2 separate regions of the Homo sapiens genome follow, and region 2 is linked to region 1. The links are chromatin loops, found by intact Hi-C in ENCODE. Cell type or tissue: Caco-2. All regions are shown on one strand. Region 1 overlaps AGT (angiotensinogen). Region 2 has its middle 9.9 kb from the start of COG2.

Evidence for each region. Hi-C counts contacts between places; a loop is a spot of excess contacts. Peaks named below come from ENCODE experiments on the same cell type or tissue, not always from the same donor. Only the 100,000 strongest peaks of a DNase experiment are listed, where the experiment ranks them.
Region 2: a loop joins it to region 1, with 6 times the contacts of the local background. A loop is called at or near these places in 9 of 110 quality-filtered maps.

The regions. Positions count from the first base shown.
Region 1 is chr1:230,707,742-230,710,241 of GRCh38, forward strand. It overlaps AGT (angiotensinogen), which reads right to left. Exons shown (of 5, transcript NM_001384479.1): 2 at 2,254-2,500. Among named protein-coding and RNA genes, the nearest start is that of AGT, 5.1 kb to the right of the region's middle. RefSeq lists an enhancer at 886-1,707. In Caco-2, no CTCF peak of the experiment used is centred here; DNase peaks (open chromatin) are centred at 1,010 and 1,380; H3K4me3 peaks cover 446 bases.
Region 2 is chr1:230,631,287-230,633,786 of GRCh38, forward strand. No RefSeq gene overlaps it. Among named protein-coding and RNA genes, the nearest start is that of COG2, 9.9 kb to the right of the region's middle. In Caco-2, a CTCF peak has its summit at 1,186 (motif pointing right); a DNase peak (open chromatin) is centred at 1,195.

The DNA of each region.
Region 1 (2,500 bases):
AGCTGCCTCCCAAAAGACGCTGGGATTTGACATGAGAGTGGCTGCCGTCTTCCCTCTGCTCGTCTGACATGCACAGCTCACCATTCTCATCCGGAGGCTAGGTAAATCTGTCGAGGTCAAGTCAGGACCTGGTGTCATGGAAACCACCAGGGCCAGCGCCCCATGCTCAGGAGCACAGCAAGCACTGGGCAGACGGTACCCTGGAGCCCATCAGGCCCCAGATCCTCAGGTCCTCTCTAGTGGGACACATCTAGCTGCCTGCTGAGGTCATGTAAATAGAACATCATTGCTAAAGGGAAACCTAGAGGTCCCGAGACAGCCCCCGATCTCCTCACTGGACAGACCATGTGGGCAGGAAGTGGCTGCCTCCTTTGACGGAAACTGAGGCCAGCAAAGTTAGGAAGTGGGGCAGGGTCAGGGCAGCATGCGGTGGAGGCCGGCGAGGATCCTGGGCTTCCTTTGAGTCCCGATGTGGTTGGCTTTTTTATTCTTCCTCCTCTTCCTCCTGGCCTGGCTCTGCGGTCTGGGTCAGGTGGATGTGCTCTCTTTCGAAGGGAGACCCATTTCAGATGCCACTGGCTTTCTTGCCTTTGCCTTCTGCAGGACCCTCCTTCTCAGTGAGCGCTCCTCCCAGCACTTCTCCTAGGGACAGCAGGCTAAGTCCATGTGTCCCTGCTCTGCCCTGCACAGTGTGCTGCCACCCTCAACCGGGCAACCCTCGGGCTGGCCTCTGCCCCTGTGACCAGTCAGTGCCAGGGCTGAGCAATCCCCCCATCTATCACCTCTCCCTGAACCCGAAGGGAAAGACCTCAAGGAGGTTGTTGTGGTAAGAAAAATCACTATGCGCCACTGAACCTCTTTCTCCACAGTCTTGTCTTTCACCTCCCGCCTGGCTCTCTGTCCCTCACGAGGTTAACATCTTGACAGAGCCTCCTCAGTGTCTCTTAGACACACCCCTCAGCCCCACCCCACCCATGGATTTGCCGAGCTGCTCCCTGAGCACGTGTTCCCGTGACTGTGTGCCTGGACTCTTGCGTAACCTTCAAACAATCCTCCCTGCCTCCAGTCTGCACACGGCAGGCTTCCGGGATGACCTCTGAACAGAACGCGTCCCCATTCCCACACCTACCAAGCATGGCGTTCAAAGTGTCTCCAGCTCTGCCCTCCCCAGGCCCATTTTCTGGTTCAACACTCATGCCAAGCCAACCGCCCCATCCTCGTTCCTTGCCCCAAACTCTGCAGGCTGGGCTCATCATGCTTGCTCCTAGCTTCACCAGCCCTGTTGCCCTCACTGCCAGGCAAGGCCTGCTCTCCGCTCCCCAGTGACCTCTGTCCTCTGAGAGCCCCGAGGCTTCCCTGAGTTACCTTGTGGAGCACGTTTCCCTGCAGCTCCAAATCCTAGGCATTTGCCCATTGACCTTTAAAAGCCTGGAGGCAGGGCCTATACAGCCCTCCTCTGGCCTCCTCTGAGATGCCAGGCTTAAAGTCTTACAAGTAGCAAATCCTCAACAAGTATTTGTTAAATGAATGCTTTAAGCAATCTGTGGCTGGGTGCAGTGGCTCACACCTTTAATCCCAACACTTTGGAAGGCAGAGGTGGGAGGATCGCTTGAGGCCAGGAGTTCAAGGCTACAGTGAGCAATGATGGCACCACTACACTGCAGCCTGGGTGACAGAACAAGACCCTGTCTCAATAAAAAAAAAAAAAAAAATCAACAATCTTTGTAGTAGAGGGTTTTCAGTAATGCCCCTCCTAACATGAAAGGGATTTAAGCAAGCCAATTGCTTATTTCTGCATGGGCCAGGGACCCCAGTTCCTGACCTTCTCAAGAGATATGAACCTGACCCTTCTGAGTGTAGAACTGGGCTGTGGGGCCAGGAGATGTGGGTTTCAATCCCAGGACCCCCACTGGTGGCTGTGCCATCTTGAGCAAGGCACTTTGTTTCTCCGAGTCTCTATTTCTTCACTGGTAAACAAAGGCACAAATACCTCTTCACCACATCATAAGGGGATTAAATGATGTAAGAAAAAGGATGTTGTATAGTCGTGCACATAGTAGGGCAGCAGGTCCAGGAGGTGGACGGCCCATCCAGGGACCCAGCGGAGCAGCCACTTCCCCACTTCTCAAGGGTGGTCACCAGGTATGTCCGCAGGGCTGCCCCCTGCCCATCTCCAAGGCCTGACTGGCTGATCTCAGCTACACATTGGATACTAAGTCCTAGGGCCAGAGCCAGCAGAGAGGTTTGCCTTACCTTGGAAGTGGACGTAGGTGTTGAAAGCCAGGGTGCTGTCCACACTGGCTCCCATCAGGGAGCAGCCAGTCTTCCATCCTGTCACAGCCTGCATGAACCTGTCAATCTTCTCAGCAGCAACATCCAGTTCTGTGAAGTCCAGAGAGCGTGGGAGGACCACAGGGGTATAGAGAGCCAGGCCCTGCACAAACGGCTGCTTCAGGTGCAGGCCTGGGGCTGTGAACACGCCCACCACCGTGGACAGCAG
Region 2 (2,500 bases), 76 kb before region 1:
TTTTAAGAATATCCTTTGACTGCTGTGTGGAGAATGGCTAGAATGAAGGCAAAAGTACAAACAAGGAAACTAGTCATTCTTCAATATTTATGGAACACCTACTATGTGCCAGGTACCATACTAGACCCCAGAGATGGAATAGTTAATAAGAAGGATACAGTTTTTGGCTCCATGGAGCTTCCATTTTAGTGGGGCAGTCAGACTATAAGCAGACAAATTATCTATCTATCTATGTATCTATCTATCTATCTATCTATCTATCTATCTATCTATCTACCTATCATCTCTATCATCTGTCTATCCAACCATCTACCTATATCTATCCATCTCTTTCATCTATCCATTTATATCTATCTAATGTGTCTTCTATCTGCCTACTTACCTATCTCTATCATCTATTTATCTATCTCTACCATCTACCCATCTATGCACCTATTCATCTACCTATCTATCTCTATCATCTGTGTATCCATCCGTCTACCCATCTATCATCTATCTATCTATTCATCTATATATCTGTTCATCTCTCTGTCTATCAGTCTATCTATCTTAGGAGTTGATAAGTTTTAGGAAAAAAGGTAAAGCAGGGTATGGGGCATGGCAGGTGGAGGTTTACAGGAGCAGGTTGCTATTTTATTAGGCTGTGTCAGGGAAGTTTATCTTATTTGAGCAAAGACCTGGAGAAAATAAAAGTGTGAGCAGCAGTAATATCTGCAGAAAAGCATTCCAAACAAAGTAAACAGCAAACTGAACATGGGAGCGTGCCTATTGTGTTTGAAGAAAGGCATGGGGATCAATAGGAATGGAGCAAGAGGGGAAATGGTAGGAGACAGGGAAGAGAGGTAGTGGGGTCCTGATCACGTAAGTCCTCAAAGGCCTTTGTTAGGATTGACCCTTACCTCTGTGACCAATGAGAAGCCATTGTATGGTTTCAAACAGAGAAGAGGCCTGCCTTGGCTTAGATTTGAAAAGAATCCCTCAGGCTGCTTTGTGGAGTATAGACTCGCAGGAGGATGAGCAAGGGTAGAGGCAAGGAGACAGTTCAGAGGCTACTTGCGTTCATCTAGATCAGGTTTCACAGCCTCTGCACCATTGACATTTAAGGCCAGATAATTCTTTGTTGTAGAGGCTGCCCTGTGTGTTGTATGATGTTTGGCAGCACTCCTGGCCTTTAACCACTAGATGCCAGTAGTGACCCTTCCCTCAGTAGTGCCACCAAAGATGTCTCCAGACATTGCCAAAACCCATGGGGAGAAGAGTGGACAAAACCTTCCCCAGGTGAGAACCACTGATCTAGATGACCGATGACAGTGGCATGCACTAGAGCAGTAGATGGGCAGGTGGGGAGAAGTGGTGAGATTCTGTATGTGTTTTGAAGGCAAAACACACAGAATTTGTTGATGCATTATGCGTGGATCCTGTGAACAAGATAAGGATTAGGAAGATTTTAAGATTTTTGGCCTGAGGCACTGGAACAATAAAGCTGCTGCTTACCAAGATGGGAAAGACTACAGGAGGAGCAAGTTAGAGGAAATCAGGAGTCTGGTTTTGGATGTGTTGAATTTGAGATGCCTGTTAAATCCACATGGAGGTGACAAGTAGGCAGTTGGATATACAAGTCAGGAGTTCAGGAATGAGGTCCAGGCTAGAGACAGAAATGTGACAGTCATTAGAACAGAGGTGTTACTTAAAGCCTTGAGGCTGGGAGAGCTTGTCTGTGCAGGGAGTAGAGATAGGGAAGGTGTGTTAGGCAGCATTTTAAGATGGCCATCTGATATCTGACCTATGTTATGTCCTTTGAAAGTAGACAGGACGTAGACTTGCTTCTAACTAGTAGAATATGGTGAGGTAAGGGGTTGTCCCTCCTACAAGTACACCATGTTACATAAGTCTGTTTTTTTGCTGACTGGAATCAGAGGCTTTCCTGCTGACTTTGAAGAAGCAAAGGGCTTCTTGACAACCACTGTGGAGAGGTCTCATGGCAGGGAACTGCAGGAGACCTCTAGGAGCAGAGGGCAGACTCCAACAGATAGCCAAAAAGAGGCTGGGGCCCTCAGACATATGGGTGCAAGAAAATGAATTCTGCCAAAAATCTAAATGAGTTTGGAAATAGATTCTTCCCCAGCTGAACCTGCAGATGAGAACATAGCCCAGTCATGCCTTCATTTTTGCCTTGAGGGAGATTCTGAGTTAAGCAAAAACAGGTCTGAGTTCAGGAGCACATTGGTGCTGAAAAGTTGAGGTCAGGACAAGCCAACAAAGACTGGCAGAAAACAAAGGCAGAGTCAGAAGCTAAGTGAATAAAATGAAACATTTTGAGAAAAACAGAGGGACTACTGTGTCAATTGGGACTGACAGGTTGAGTAATCTGAGGTCTGAGAATGACTTATGGGATTTGGCAAAGTGGTGATTATGAGTGACCTTGAAATGACCTTGAAAAACAGCTGTCTCCCTAGAGTAGCGGGACTGAAAGCCTGATGGCAGTAACTGAGGTTAAAAC